2 separate regions of the Homo sapiens genome follow, and region 2 is linked to region 1. Evidence: read pairs that join two places in POLR2A ChIA-PET (ENCODE). Cell type or tissue: Caco-2. All regions are shown on one strand. Each heading gives the region's core, and the rest is flanking DNA. Links, peaks and the distances in the headings are about the cores only. Region 1 overlaps TMIE (transmembrane inner ear). Region 2 overlaps CCDC12 (coiled-coil domain containing 12).

What was found. ChIA-PET counts read pairs that join two places held together with the same protein. Peaks named below come from ENCODE experiments on the same cell type or tissue, not always from the same donor. Only the 100,000 strongest peaks of a DNase experiment are listed, where the experiment ranks them.
Region 2: POLR2A ChIA-PET joins it to region 1 with 5 read pairs; 1 of 35 experiments calls an interaction of 5 or more read pairs at or near these places.

Annotation. Positions count from the first base shown.
Region 1 is chr3:46,707,079-46,714,982 of GRCh38, forward strand. It overlaps TMIE (transmembrane inner ear), which reads left to right. Exons shown (of 4, transcript NM_147196.3): 3 at 2,048-2,197; 4 at 2,501-3,808. The coding sequence ends at 2,610. It overlaps PRSS50 (serine protease 50), which reads right to left. Exons shown (of 6, transcript NM_013270.5): 4 at 7,140-7,423; 5 at 5,823-5,989; 6 at 5,039-5,404. The coding sequence ends at 5,168. Among named protein-coding and RNA genes, the nearest start is that of PRSS50, 6.8 kb to the right of the region's middle. RefSeq lists enhancers at 1-92, 6,849-7,098. In Caco-2, for the core only: no CTCF peak of the experiment used is centred there; a DNase peak (open chromatin) is centred at 4,533.
Region 2 is chr3:46,936,806-46,944,709 of GRCh38, forward strand. CCDC12 (coiled-coil domain containing 12) reads right to left here. Exons shown (of 7, transcript NM_001277074.2): 2 at 4,193-4,260. LOC124909375 (a long non-coding RNA gene) reads right to left here and starts at 1,951. Exons shown (of 2, transcript XR_007095901.1): 1 at 1,918-1,951. RefSeq lists enhancers at 2,992-3,493, 3,494-3,993. In Caco-2, for the core only: no CTCF peak of the experiment used is centred there; a DNase peak (open chromatin) is centred at 6,564; H3K4me3 peaks cover 73 bases.

The DNA of each region.
Region 1 (7,904 bases), core at 2,219-6,218:
CAGCCGAGGCTGAGAACCAGTCAGGCATCTTTGTGGAGGCCCCACAGACAGATAGGTGTGCCTGCAGCCTCAGCCAGGTGTCCAGAGAGGGAAACAGCCCGCTGCAGGGCTCGGGGGTCATCTGCCCTACAGGAGCCACAGGCACAGCCTAGGATGCAGGTCTACGGAGCAGCAGGGAGAGCACTGTGGGCCTCAAGACACAACAAAGGTGCCTGGGGCCACATGAGAAAATTGCAGTGTCAGACCCCAAGCGGCACTTGGACATCAACCACACAGACCATCTCTAACCCCATTTCCTAGAAAGGGTAAAGGATAGTCCCAAGACACCTGAGCAGCAGGCAGCACTTGTTACCTTCCATTGCCGGATCTAGGCAGTGGGGGCAACACAGCTCCCTCTCCTGGGGGGAAACATTTTTCCTGCTTCCCAGTCTGCCTGGGCTGTTATTGGAGCATCACCCCCAAAGCCCTGCAGGAAAAGGGGCTGGGGCTAGATGGGGTGCCCCTGGAGGTCTCCTCCAGCCCCAGGGACTTATATCCCAAGCCCCTGCCTGGGCCCTGGAACTTGACCCAAAGCTCTTTGCATCTCCCCTTCTTTGAAGAGAAGCAAACAGGCCAGGCTGTGCGGGGCAGGCCTGAAGTGAGGGGTGGTGTTTGAGCCCGGCTCTGGCTGCCGTCAGTGGCCCACTGAGCTCCTTAGGAAGCCCCAGCCTCCCGGGGCCTGGGACCAGCCTGCATGGAGCCTGAGTGGGCATAGTCCCAAGGAGGTTCCTGGTGGGGTGGCTAGAAGAGGTGGCCTAAGCCGGGAGGGTTAGGATTGGGTACCAACTTCGAGTCTCAGGCATGAACACAGGTTCTGGAGAAATCCAGGACCCAGCTTCTTGGATAAGGCCTGCTGTCTGCTCAGGTCCACCCCTGGACAGTCGGATCTATAGCTGGGGCCCTTGTGCAGCACCCTCCTCCAAGTGTATGCCTGGATGCTATTGGCTCCCCAATTCATTCACTCTAGTCCAGTCCTGTTCCCAACAGCAAAGGCTTTGAGATCATCCCATTCATTCATTCATTGATTTTTTTCTTTTATTCTGAGCCTGGGTGAGACCTAGTAGGACCACAATATTTGTCTGAAGGGGTTCTGACTTGGTTGCATAAAATGACCCCAGAAGGTACTCCAGTCCAGGCTACATAGATCTGATCCATCTTCCCCAAAATAGACCTGGTTAATCCTCCGTGGGCCCTTCTGCCCCCAGGAGTCTGCCAGGAAGTTATGTCTGGTCATCTGATTTATAATAGGAACCAGCTCCATCCCCTCCTCTAGGGCTGGGGCCAAGGTGGTCAGGCTGTGGGGGCCTTAGGAAAATAAACTCAGTCCAGCCAGGTCCTGGCAGCCCTAACCTGCCCTACCCATCCCTAGACAGGCCAGCTCCATGACCTGGCCCAACTGGCGTGGGTGCAGCTGCCCTCAGCCGGAAAACCACTCCTGAAATAACTCCGTCTGAGGTGAATGCCTCAGGGCAGGGTCTGTGCCCTCTCATGGGCTCCCGCCCTAGCCAGGGAGAGCCCAGGGATGTCCTCAGGGAGGCTGAGGAGGACATGCAGAGCCACGTCCTCTCATGACTGAGGCAACTTTGGCCTAGCTCTCAGTGGTGTGGGAAGGAGAAGCTAAGTTGCACACCCGGAGGCCTGGGTTGGAAGTGCTGGATGGCCCCCAGGAAGCTATGGCTTAAGTCATGGTGCAGACCTCTGCCTTACCCTCCAGTGACTCTCAGTCTAGTCAGAAAGACCCTCAGGACCAGGACTGGTGACATAATTTAGCCAGGGTCCCTTCCAAGCACGGGGGCCTGTGCAGCTGCATGAAGTCAGCCCTGCTTAGGAAAGCCACCTTGGTCATCATAGGGTCCACAGGGGTTTTGTCAAGATGCTGAGCCTCCTGCCAGGGTCTGGTGGGTGAGACACATGTGGGTGGATGGGGGCGGGCCTGAAGGAAGGCGGATGCCATTCCTTGGGTCTCTGAACCCCAGCCCCAGCCAAGCCTGCTCTGTCCTCCCTACAGTCATCACGCTGTGCTGTGTCTTCAACTGTCGTGTGCCACGGACCCGGAAGGAGATCGAAGCCCGGTACCTGCAGCGAAAGGCAGCCAAGATGTACACAGACAAGCTGGAGACTGTGCCACCCCTCAATGAGCTCACAGAAGTCCCAGGAGGTGAGTTGGCCCTGGCTTGAGCCCTGCTGCGCCAGCCAGTTCCTCAGTCCTGCTGCCTGGAGTCACCCTGTTCCTCTGCTCCAACCAAAGCAGGTTCAGGGAGGGGCCCCAGCCCTGCCCCTGGAGACCAGAGCACAGAAATTGGTTGGCATGAGGCAAATAGAACGATGAGCCTATTCTCCAGTAGGAAGAAGGAAGAAAAAGGCAGAGTGTAGGAGGTTCTGGGGCTCTTCCCCTCAGGACAGTCAGACCCCAGGACCTTGTCTCACCACTATCACATGGTCTCTTCCCCCTGCCCCACAGAGGATAAGAAGAAGAAGAAGAAGAAGAAGAAGGACAGTGTGGACACAGTGGCCATCAAAGTAGAGGAGGATGAGAAGAATGAGGCCAAGAAGAAGAAAGGAGAGAAATGAAGACATCCTGGGCAGCTTGGGCTGGCGGGCCCTGGAGCTCAAGCCGTGGCCGGGGTCCAGGCATGTTGGACTCTGAGCTCATTTGGGGACCACAGAGGCTGTGGTCAGAGAGGGAAGCTGAGGCCCATGGCCACATCCTCATGGCCCATCAGGGGCAGGAACCAGACAATCTCGTAGGTGTCCTGCCCCCCAGCCTAGGCTTGGCTCCTTTCACCCCATCCACATGGGTACTGTCTCGGCAGAGGTGGTCTGGTGCCACCGTCCCTCTGCAGATACACTGCTCTCCCCACCCAGACCTGCCTGTCTCCCACCCTTTCTGCCAGGGATGGCAGTGGCTGTGAAGGAGTAATGGGATATGGGGTTACTTCAGCCACCCTTTCTGGCACGAAATGGCTGAAGTGCATGGGTCAGGGTGTGAGGCCACACCCAGAGTAGCCATGAGGAGGCAGAGAGGGTCACTGGGGGACACTGTGGCAGCAGGAGGGACTCTGTCTGGCCAGGGAGGAGCCCCAGTGGTGAGAAGACTTCCCCAAGCCTGGCAGGGGATCCAGCTCAAGGGAGTAAGTAGAGGTGGCTTCAGAAATGGAACCCCCAGCCCAGCAGACATCAAGCTCAAGGCAATGGGCTACCCTCATTTCACACGTTGTGATGAAGCTGAGGCTGCTGCCAGGCCCGGCATGAGGCCCCGAGGCTCGAGCTCGGGGCTGGGGGCTGCAGGGCTGGGTCAGGGGTACACAGAGCTAAGGCCAATGGGCTAGAGGGTGCCGGAAAGAGAGCTGGAGTCTGGGCTCCTCTTGGGAATCAGAGTATATTTAAGAAGCCAAGGGGGACCTCGGGCTGTTCTGGTGGCCCCTTCTATGCCCAGCTGTGCTGGGAGGTCCCAGGGCCCTAGAAGATCACAGCAGGGCCTTCTGCCTGCTGACCATAACAGTGCCAGCTTCTTTGCAGCTTCCTCTTCTACCATTTCCCACTACGGGCACCTAAAAGAAGCATCTCTGACCAGAAGACAAAGGCCCAAATAGCACCTGGGGGAGGGAAGATGCACAGAGGCACTTCCAGATGGCATCGAACAGACTAAGGCTCTGAAACCTAGGCCTGAACACTAAGGTCTCGAGACACCAGAGGTTTCTGAGCCAGGAGAGCCTGCTGGAAAAGCAGCCTGCAGAGATTTGTGAATAAAGCTGATTGCCTTCTCAGAGCCAGGCCTAGAAAATGGCCTCCTGAGATGACCCCTCAGGATGCGCTATTCCTGGGGCATTTATGTGGAGGGTGATGCAGCAGTCAGTGACAGATGGCTCAGGCCAGGCCAAAGTCCCCTCCCTGACTCTTCTGCCAGCCTGAATTAGGATGAGATAGAGGGAGAAATGGGAGCCAAGAGGCTGAGGGGCAGCTGCAGTCACCTGGGCCCATCCCGGAGGCAGGCACAGGACTCGGGAGGGACGCTGCCAGCTCTCTGGGTGCTGAGTTCACAAGGCTGCATTCATGATTTTCAATAGACCTGTGATGGTCTGTGCCCAGTGCTGGGGACACAGAAGAGTCAAACCTGGCTCCTGACCTGGACCTGGATCATCACTGTACAGGGAGGAGAGTGATCCAGGCTGATGAGGAAAGCGCATGACATGGGGTCTTAGGAGCAGTGAGGGGCAGAGCCATGGCCAAAGGCCCCGCCATGGAAGCTGAGGACTCTGACACCAGATGGAGGCAGTTGACCGACCTCTGCCCTTGGGGTCCAACCCATGGGCTTCTCATACATAGGGGTGAAAAAGGCCATTCTATTTATGCAGAATTTTCCCATGTGGCCAGGCAGCAGAAGTCCAGAGGGGTAGGGGCCACTCAGGGTCACACAGAGCAGCAGTTGCTGAAGACTGGGGAAGTCCAGGCCTAGGCTCCACCTGCCCTTCCCCTGACATGGGGCCACCACTAGCCTTTTATGGGCAGGCCTGGCTGCTGGTGGTTGGAATAACATCTGACTCCAGTGGGTGTCTGTCACTGTCTCCAGACAGGAGACAGAGACAGAGGGTCAAAGTTCACTATGGCTCTTTGGGGCAATGAAATGCTGTGTTCTAGCCTCTTGCCAGAAATCAGCCAAAGTCAAGGAAAGCCCGACTCCCACAGTTATCACAGAAAGAGCACCCACTTTCCAGCCCAGACAGCTGCACCCCAGCTGGGTCCTGGCAGCCCCAGCTTCAGCCTGGGCGGTATGTTCCAGGCCCCTCGATCATCTGACCCTAATATCACCCCTTCACACCCCCTCCACCTTCTGCGGGAGCCACCCCGAACCTTTGAATGGGGGAGATCCTGGAGGCTCTGCAATTTTCAGTGTAAACTGCCTGGAGTTCCCCACTTCACCCTCATCTGGTTCACCTGTGGACTCCCAACAGAGCAGGCCCAGGAAACGTGGGGCCTCTGAGGCCGGGGAAGAAGGAGGCATGGAAAACAGTAATGTTTAATTGAGCACCTCATCTCCACCCTGACTCTCAGGGCTGTGACAGCTGCACCCACAGCAACCTGGGCACGGAGGCAAGGGGGGCCCACAAGTGAGGGAGGGCACACAGAGTCAGAGGGCAGCAAGGAGGCTGAGGGGCAGTGGGAGTGCCAGGAGCAGGGTCCTGGATGGGGCTGGCAGGGCCAGGGCCTGCCCGTTGAGGCAGTCCCAGATCCAGTGTTGGTAGGAGGAGACCTGTAGGTAGATGGGTGGGGCCTCGCTCTTCTGGCAGCCTGCACCCCAGCTCACCAATCCCACCAGGTACCACGTGCCCTCCATGGAGCAGACCAAGGGCTCTCCAGTTAGCTCCTGTGGGAAGGGTTGGGGGAGTAAGGGTCAGGGAGGCCAGGCAAGGCCAGAGACGACCCAGCTCCAGGACAGGCGGGATGTCCTCACACCACACCTCCACAGTCCCCCAGTGCCAACATAGGTGAGAAGTGCTCCAGACCCAGGAGCTCTTCCTCAAAGGGTTTCATCCCCCACCTCTTAACACCCACCCTCCATCTCCCCACGGACCCCCCACTCCTCTCACCTCCAACAGCCATCCCCATTCCCAGCCCCCATCTGTTTCCTCCCAGTCTCCCCCGACATCCTCCATCCCCATATCCCAGAGTCCTGCCCACCCCCTTCCCTTCCCCTACCCAACCTCCACCGTTCCGCTCTCCCTCCCCAGATGCCTCTCCCCCAGGTGCCCCTGAAGGGGAGTGAGCGAGGAGAGGCCGCTCACATAGCAGAACTTCTCCCTGTGGGTGTCCTCCGCACACATCATCTGGGACTTGATGATCTGAACCAGAGTGGGGATTTTGGTGAAGTTGTGGTAGAAATTGTCACACTCTTTGTTGTTCAGGATGATGACTTCCTTCTCCTGAATGGTCCGGAACTGAGGCCACATGCCTGTGGGACAGGGCCCCATTTAGGCGCAGCCACTCACCGCTGCCCACTACCGCCAGCCTCACTCGTCCTCTCTCCACTGTTCCCCACGTCCCACCTTTTCTGCTTTAGCCACACACCTCTGCCCTCGTTCTAGCCCATACCCATCTAGGGCCCTCAACACAGAGCCCCCGGAGCAGAGTACCCCCAACCCAGCCTTGCCGGGCCTGCTCTCGCTTCCTGCAGTGCCCAGGCCACTGGGGCCCTTGACACCACCTCCACCACACTCGGCCTCTTGGCTTTTGCCACTCCTTCCCTCCTGAGGGCCTGCCAAGCCTTCCTTCTCTTCAAGCATCCCTTCTCCCACAGGCCTCTTCCCTGCTGAGCCTTCCCAGACCCCTCCATGGAGGCCAGGCACTGCTTCTTCCTTCTGCCTCCCTGAGTAGTGTGTCCCTGTCCCTGGCCTAAGCTCCTGGGAGACAGGAGACAGGCCACAGCAGGGATGACAAAGTCACTCCCAGGTCCTCCCACATGGGCTGAAGCCCCCTTGAGCTGTTTTGAGAGTAAGTTGGTTCCTTGAGGCCACAGGGAAGGGCATCTCTCTTATGGGCTGGGGACCCCCTGAAGGAAGTAGACAGTTCTAGGGTCCCCTGGATGTTCCTGAGAGAACACACCTGCTCTCTGGGCCTTGCTCCTGAATTGGGACGACCAGGAGTTGAGGCCCACTGAGGGGAGGGGAAACCATGAGCTCCAGCTGCAGACGGCCCCTAGCCAGCCATGTGGGCCTTCTGGGCAGCATTTTACAACACAGAAGACTGCTCCCCCGACCTCAGGTGCTCTGCTGCAAGCTGCCGATGCCTGGGCAGTGGGTGTGGACTGTGAGGTATTACTCTGTGCCTCTCTGCCTTCAAGGAAGTTCTGTTTACATGCCCTGGCCTGACTCAGGATTCAAAGGCAATCAGGGTCCCCTGAGGCTGGAGCAGCAGTGAGGTGTTCCCCACGAGATCCTCAAGGGGAAGGAGACCTCAGAGATGAGAGCCTGGCAGGAAGGTCCCGGGAGCGGCAGGCTCCCTGGGGAAGGTGCCTCAGAAACATCCATCTGTGGTGGCACCCTGGCCTGCACCCACGTCCTTTCTCACAGCACCCGCCCTGGTCTGCAGAGGCTTTGACTCACCGTCAGCCTTGGAAAGTCCCCAGCCCGTCACAGTGCAGCGGGAATGGTCCTTCAACACATAGTCCGTGCCAGGCAGGCAGATGGGCCGCACGTAATTGCTGTACTTGAGTTCCTGCTTGAGCTTGAGGAGGCCGATGTCGTTGGCCTGGCCCACCCAGGACCAGAACCGCTGGGCCCGGTACCTGCTATGCATGATGACCTGGAGCACCGGGACATCGGAGGCGGTCTGCGTCATCTGGTCAATCCACGGACTCCCCACCCTCACTGAGTAGATAACATCACGCCTAGGGGGGCCGTGAGGGGAGGCCATGATCAGCTCCAGGCCCCCTGCCCCAGCCTCCAGCCTGGGCCTTCCCCCACTCTGCTGCCCTCCCAGAAGATCCAGGAGGGGCCACCCACCCGCTTCAAGCCCCCTGAGCCTACTCCTCACCACAGACATGAACAGGGCCCTGCACACTCACTGTGTGGTCCAGTCCTCAAGACCCTTCATTTTATGGAGGGGGAAACTGAGGCTCAGAGAAGCCCAATGAACCACTCAGGGCTGCATAGCTAGGAGGCAGTGGAAGGGATGCGGACCCAGTTTTCTCTGGTTCCAAACTCTACTCTCAGTCCATAGCATGGACTCTTTCACCCCATGCTGTGCCCTGGAGGAGGCAATTCTACTCCTTCCAGCTCCATGGAATGTGCCATGGCCTGGCTATCTAGCTGCGCACCCCGGGGTACCCCTTGGAGTCTGTATGTTGGCCCTTAGGCCTGGAACACATT
Region 2 (7,904 bases), core at 2,581-6,580, 230 kb after region 1:
GAGAGTAACTGAGGCAGATGGACCCTGCTCTCTGCCAGCTAATGGGACATAGGGAGCCGAGACACTCACAGGCAGCAGGCCCTGGGGTCACCCAGTCATTAGAGTTCAGAGCTGAGTGGCCGTGTGGGATGGAATGACTCAGGGAGGAATCCTGGTCAGGGCATAAGAGGAGAAACTAGGGAACAAGAGGAAGAGGAGGGCGCCCCCTCCATCTCTCTGTAGGGCCTGGGTCAGGGACGCATCAGAGACAACTTAGTCTTTCCCATCCAGGTTGGGCCCTTGGTCTCAGATGCAGATCTGTGTAACTCCCTTGGCGTCACTCCTGAGATGGTGAGGGGGTCAGACTGGAAGGGGCCCCCAGGGACACTGTGTAAAGGAGAGTTGGGGTGATGTCTGTTCATGCCTCCCCAACAAGAGGCTATACCACCCACCCTTTCACACTGCAGATTCATGCCTCTGGACCTTTGCCACCCAAACCCTACCATCTGGATTCCAGACTTAAAAGGTATGTTCTCCATAAGGCCTTGTCCCACTGAAGGCAGGACAGTGTTAGTTGAAAGCACCCCTGAGTGGGCACCACACTCCTCTCAGCACACTCCAGAATGGCGGGTGCTGGTGGGGCTTCACACCTGGCACCTGGGCTCAACCCAGAGTGACCCTGACTGAAGTAGGCTGTTCTCGCCTCCCAGCAGCCGAGGAAGAAGGATGCTCACTGGCGAATGGCCTCAGGGGTCATCTCTCCAATGGACTGGAAGGTCACTTCTTTCTCTCCAGTGGCAAAGGAGGCTGTAGCAGGGGCTATGGCCTAGGGGGTTCTCTGGAATCAGCTCCCAATCCATAAGCATCCTGCATGAGAGCCCCTTTCCAGACTTGGGGTACAAATAAAAAGCAAGATCCCCTGGGATGGACACGGCCTCTGCTGCATCCTGCTCTTCCTGGAAAGTCCATCATCCCCAATCCCTGGACCCTGCAGTCTAAAGTTACGTCCACATAGGTCTGGCCCTGTGTTAGGCAACCAATGTTCTAATCTGCCTTCCTAAATAACCTGAGCAAGCCCTCTGCTCTGGATCTGTTAAAGTCAGAAGAGTCTGCTTTTCTCTGGGGCCTACAAATACAGGCACAACTCCTTGCTAAGGCTAGGCTTCCTGGCAACCAAGGGAGTGACCGAGTAGCAGGCCCTGCCAGGTACAGGATGCTAGAAGTCCACCTGCCCAAAGTCTCTAGAAGGACAGCCCCAAAAGCCAAGCTCTCAACGACTGGGAGGCAAACCTGTTCCACCATGCTCCACTGCCTCAAAAGAGGCCAGATTAGAGCAAAGCAGAAGAATATGATGAGCTGAAGCAGAACCCAATTCAATGTCCAGCATGGTTGGTCCCTGGGCTGCGGTGAGAAAAAACAAAACAGGGCCCTGCACCTGCCCAGCTCAGTGGGCTCAGGACAGGGCCTCAGAGCAGGTCTTGTGCTCCACTACAAATGACCTGTAAGACCTAACAGGAAGCAGGTCCTCACATGGCAGGGCCTCTTTTATCTAGAACTCACTGACAGGAGCCTGGAACTACACATGCCCTTTGGTTTTTTTCCCACAGTTTTCATTATGATATATCTCAGGCACACAGAAAAGTCCGGAGAATAACCTAACACATATACTCACCTCCTGCAGAGTCAATAAAAGTAATGTTTTGCCATATTCCAGACAGGTTTGTTCCCCTCCTGTTTTTTTTTTTTTTTTTTTTTTTTTGGTACAACAAAATCACACATCATTGGCCAGGTCCACTGGCTCACACCTGTAATTCCAACACTTTTGGGAGGCTGAAGTGGGTGGACTGCCTGAGCTCAGGAGTTTGAGACCAGCCTGGGCAACCTGGTGAAACCATGTTGTTTTTGTACCAAAAATTAGCTGGGCATAGTGGTGCGCACCTGTGGTCCCAGCTTCTTGGGAGGCTGAGGTGGGAAGATCGCTTGAGCTTGGGAGCCACGTGGAGGTTGCAGTGAACTGAGATAGCGCCACTGCACTCCAGCCTGGGTGACAGAGCGAGACCCCATCTCAAAAAAAAGAAAAAAAAAATCACACATCATAGAGCCTTTCCCTAATCCTGTTTCCTCCTTGCTTCCCCAGACAGCAATCGGAGGCATCACTCCTCATGTATGTGTTTACACTTCTGCTTTCGCTTTCTTGGCAGCACCTGACACTGTATCACACGCCTGCTTCTTCGTTAACAGCCTGTCTCCTTCCAGAAAATGTCAGCTCCATGAGGGTAGGGGCTGTACTTTGTCTGCTGTTGCCTTCCAGGGGCCCACAATGGTGCCCTGCACAGAGCAGACAACCAATAAAGTCAGTACTTGCCAACTGAGTAACACACATATATCATTTTGTGTTCCTAAATTTGATATAAATGTTCCTGCCCTGTATGCCTCAATTCTGAAACCTGCTTTTTTCCTTCACTCAACACCATGTTTGAGATTCACAACCATATGGTTCAACATTCAAGCCTCTTACTGTATGACCCACCCACCCACCTGCTAAACCAGCGACCCTTCTCTCTCATCGAGGAGGGGGAGGGGTGGGGATCAGAGAAAACACCACCAGCAAATCAAAGCCCAGAAACTGGAACTCAGGCTCCAGCCAGAGTTCCAGTTTTTGAGAAACTAAGAATAAACCAGAAGACCAAAGGGCCTCTAATATGTAGTTACCACAGAATGGGGGAAACTGTGCCAGCACCCACCCATAAAGCCACATATGTTGGGGTCACCTGGCAAAGGAGCAACTAACTGGCCTTCATCTTCCCATCACCAGCCAGGGACCTTCAAGAGCTGGGGGCTGAGGCCCAACAAAAAGCCCCAGGCCCAGTGCCGGCAGACCCACTCACTGTTTAGCATCACCAGCCTCTAAGCATAGAGCTGGTAGCATGTCTGAACCCGAGTAGGGGGCATGGACTCTGCAGGGCTCTCAGGATGGTGTGAAAACACTCTGTAAGTCGTGTCTGTGATTGCTCCTGATTACAAAGGCAGAGATGAGGCCCGCATGTGGGGAGGTTCTACTCATACTGGTGAAGGTGAAAAAAGGCTGTGGCATTAGGAAAGCCTGCTCTGGTGTGGCTGCCCAGCTTCCTCTAAAGAGCATTCCCTCCCCTCCCGCTCCCCCTGGGCAAAGCAGAGCCTAAGCCCATCAAGATCTACACCCCCCTGTGCCTGAAGGAAGCTGCTCAGAGCAAAGGAAATCAAGGCAACCTGTCCAGAAAGACACACAGTCTGGCCCCAGGAAGAGAGCCCCATCTCAGGGCTAGGCATGGGAGGGAGGACATGAGACCTCTGGAACTGCTGACACGGGAGTGGTAGTCAGACACTCTGCTCACAAAGATCAGCAGCACAGCTTTGCCTCGCTCACCCCACACACTGGTTCCGGCAACAGTTTCCAGGCTCCAGATTTTTGGGAGGCAAAGCAGCATCTGAGGCTCTGTGGAGGTTGCAGCCCTCAAGACTGCGGGGGAAGACCTTGTGCCTGCAATCACGAGGGAAGTGTACCCAAGACCCTCACGTGTGCTGTGTTTAGGCAACTTAAGTGGACCCAACCAGATGAGAGTATTCGACAAAATAAGATAAATACTACAGAGGGAAATGAAGCCAGAGGGACACAGACAACGAGAAAGGCGCCCTTTGAGCTGAACTCTATGTGAAGACCCAGACATCAAAGGTATAGGAGAGATGAGAAGGACCTCCAGGCTGAGAGGACGGACAAAAGACTGGTCAGGAAATGCTGAGTGGCCAGAGGTGGCAAGGGCCGACCACAAAGGGCTCTGGCTAGAGGGAAACCAGAGGAGGTTGGATGAGGCTAGATGGTCCAGGCAGAGCTTCACATGCCAAGTGCAGAAGGGGCACTTACTCAGTAGGCAATGGAGAACCACGCCACAAAAGGTGTATGAGAAGGGTAAAAAGGCATAATGTAAGGGCTAGAAAGAAAATGCTGGGGGCTGAGTAACAGCCAAATGGAAAATGAGGGAAAGGAGGCAGAGAAGGCCTCGACAAGGGCCTTCTGAGATGTTGAGATTTTAAGGTCTGAACAGGACAGCCATGGGCAGAAAGAAGAGGGGAGGGAACAGGGCAGACACTGAACAGAGTTGGGAGGACCCAGAGACTGGGAGACCGATGAGTGCTGGAGGAGAGAGCAGACCCTGGAGCTGCACACGGGCATTACCTGTGCTTCTCGCCTTCTTCCTCCTCTTCTCTGAGATGCTTGGTCTTTGGCTCCCCATCTTCCTTGTCCTGCAAAGAAAGGGAGAAAACCACCAGCTCAGTTGAAAGCTCCTACTTCCAGTCCACGTGGCCCAGGGAGCTAAAGAACAGGACATCTCAGAAGGGGGGCACCTGGCAGGGCCCAGCTTGGTGTCCCAGACTCCAACAGGGTACACGCCTGCTGCATCTCATAGGCACAACTGGAGCCTCATTGCCTGTGCAGAATTTAAAAATCCATAACTCTTGGCTGGGCGCGGTGGCTCATGCCTGTAATCCCAGCACTTCAGGAGGCCGAGGTGGGCGGATCTCGAGGTCAGGAGATCGCAACCATCCTGGCTAACACGGCGAAACCCCATCTCTACTAAAAACACACAAAAAAATTAGCTGGGCGTGGTAGTGGGCGCCTGTAGTCCCAGCTATTCGGGAGGCTGAGGCAGGAGAATGGCGTGAACCTGGGAGGCAGAGCTTGCAGTGAGCCGAGATCAAGCCACTGCACTCCAGCCTGGGCGACAGAGCGAGACTCCATCTCAAAAAAAAAAAAAAGCAACAAAAAAAGTCCGTAACTCCAGCCCAGTCCCAGGTACCTGGTAGCCCTTAGAGAACACTCACAGAAAGAGCTGGATGGCTTTAGGTGGTGAGAAATGCAGCCACTTGGTGCCATGGAGGGGCCATGCTGGCAGGCCAGCAGTCACCTTCATGGGTCTAGACAGAACCACCTGCTAAGCTAGGAAAGACTGGGGAAAGAAGTTACCAGCAACCAGGGCAGGATGAGAGCTCAGGCCTCCTGAGACACCTTTCAGGCCAGAGTCCTCTCCAGAAATACCTATTTGATTCGCTTTAGAAGTAACATGAACTAGGACCAGGCTTGCAACAAGATTCACTGCCTAGGCCTATGCTATATTCAGGGAGACAGAGGCAAGGGGAATTAGTCTGAAGTTTCCATGAAAATTTTCTTAATCTGGTTCTTTTGACTTCCCACCAACTGCACCTCTTTTTGAAGTCTACAGAGTCATGTTCATCTCAACCTTGACATGTTATGCTTGTTCTCAGGTGCACTGGGGGCCACAACAGAAGGAAACTGCCATACTGCTTCCACCTGAAGCAGAAAATGTCTTCCTGGACTTTATCCTTTATTATGTGATTACCTCTGTTAGGTCAGCCTGCCTGTGGACAAACTGACGCAGGGCGTGTGTGCACATGCACAAATTCGTGTGACCACACCTGGGGCCCAGGGCATGGACTGAGAGGCCCCAAGACAGAGCTGTCGTGGGTCTCCCTGCATGCCAGGGTTGGCACTCCAGAAGGTGACAATGCTCACTTCACTATGGCAGCGTCCTGCCTTTGACTCTCGCAGAGCAGTGTTCTAAGAGAGATCTGTGAGCTCCTTCCATTGGGAGCCTGCTCTGGTGGACACAGAATGCGCTGGAGCCTGCATATAAATTATAAGTAAAACAGCTACTTGAACTACCTTTCCTAGACATTTATTTATGCCATTGACAACTGCCTTCCTAAGAATGGTATCTGCTTTATGTGGAGACTGCAGGCATCAACCAGACCCTGCCATTCCTTGGCCACACAACCTCCGGGGAGCAGACTACCAAAACCAGGTCGGAGGCCTGGCCCAGAGAAAGGCTTCTGTCATGAGAACAGATCAACATGCCCCCCACCCCAACTCAGGGCAGCTCATCTCATGGCAACGAGGCAGCGAGAACAAAATAACTGACCAAGTGACAGCAGCTACACGAGAGAGGTCAACATGGAACGTGGTTCTTGGGCGATGGGTGAGAGGTTTCCTACTGAGAGATGGGCTGGGCAGAATTGGGTGATACAGCATAGGGGGAGAGAAGTGGGAAGGGCATTCCCGGTGGGAAGCAGAGCTTGAACAAAGGCAGGGTGTGGTCTGAAGAGCATGCAGGTGACTGGGGTTGGGGGAGGGGGTGACAATGATTGCCAGGTAAGACAGTCAAGGCAGGCAATGGCCGAACACAGAGGGCTCTGGCCGGTGTTCTTAAGCAATGGAGAAACCGAGGAGAGACTGGAGAGAGTTCACTGACCTCTGCTGGGGAAGGCAGGCCCTGGGGTGGACAGGCAGATGCTTGGTGATGGCCAAAGAGGGAAGGGAGAACAGAGTATAAATGCTTCACTGAGAAACAAGTCAGGATTCTCCAAATGGCTCCCAGGGCTGCTGGGACCTGGACGGGGCTTCCACAAGGGCCCTGCTGACACATGCAGCCCTCCCTGACTAAAGACTAGCCGATGAAGCAAGCCAGAGCCTGCAAATTCTAGCAAAAAATTCCTTCCCAACTCCCAACCAGCGGACACCCTGAAGGCTACTCCCTGCAGTGCCTACCTCAGGGGAAGGAGCGGCAGACACCTGCCCTGGGTAAGGGCAGAGAAGGAAAAGCAGAAAGGGCTCTTCTTTCCCCACACTGGGCTAGTGGGGCAAGACCCCCAGCCACAAAGACGACTCCTTTCCACAGGGGTTCTGTTAACCCGAACCACCTGGCAGAAGTAGGTGGGGACTACGGGAAAGTGTCCAGCCTTTGGGAGGAGTGCTTTGCAAATACCATGCCCTTTCTCGGCTCTCAAGCAAGGTCAAACAGCTGTCACCACCCTCCTGGAGCCCCAGAGACATTCAAGTGCCTCAGCAAAGGCCAAGTTATTCATTAATAAATGAGAAAACACCCAACTATCTAAATGACTTTTAAAAATGCCCAGCAATCTGGTGGGTGGGGGGCAGCACTAGCTCTGCAGACAGCATGAGGTTAAAAATGACCCCAGCCTGGGATGCTGTGCAAAGAGCAGGGGCTCAAAAAAGATAAAGATCCACATCTGTGGCAGGAGCAGGTGAACAAATGAACAGGCCACACAAGTGGGGGAGATAAGGTGTACCTCAGCCTTCCTGACAAAGAGTGATTCATAAATAGGACAATGGGCATTCACGGGAAGGAAAATCGCTTTTGGTGACACTGGCCTGAATCACAAGATAAGGCCCTTTGCTGCCCGGGATAGTGGAGGGAAGCGCAGACCACTTGAAGCTCACCCCTACCTGAGAGACTCAAAGAGCCTCAGACCTGGAGGGCTCGCAGGATCACCCATTCTAGGTCCTCAGTTTAAGCCATGGGAAAACCTGGGAAATGGCAGTCAGGGAAAAGGAAAAGATTTGTCCAAAGTCACAGAACCCATCAGCGGTAGCTGCAAGTCTGGATCCAGGTCGTCCTGATGCCTGGCCCTCAGTCTTGCCAAGGAGACGAGAGAGAGGCTATCAAGAGTGGAAGAGTGGCGCTGAGTTTCTAAAGAGCTCTGATTCTACCCGCCTCTCCTGCGCTCCCCACACAGTTCAGACCTGGTCCCATGTGCTCAGATGCGGCCACAGCCAGCCCAAGTCCAAGCCTAGGCCCTGCTGGACACTCAGTAGGAAAGCAGGCAAGGCCCTAGGTGCACAGCCTCCCCAGGAATTTAGAGACACTTCGCTCACCCTGAGACCTTTAAATCAGACTCAATGCCTCACCACCCCCACTCCCCACTCAATACCCTTCCCAAATCTTGCCATCTTCTCCCTCCTTCCCAATCCCTAGTCTCGTCTACCACCTCCTTAGCTCCCCACCACAACCAAGCCCCCAGCCATTCCCCTCCACCCCTGCCTGCCAGCCAGCCTTCCCCTCTACTCTGGA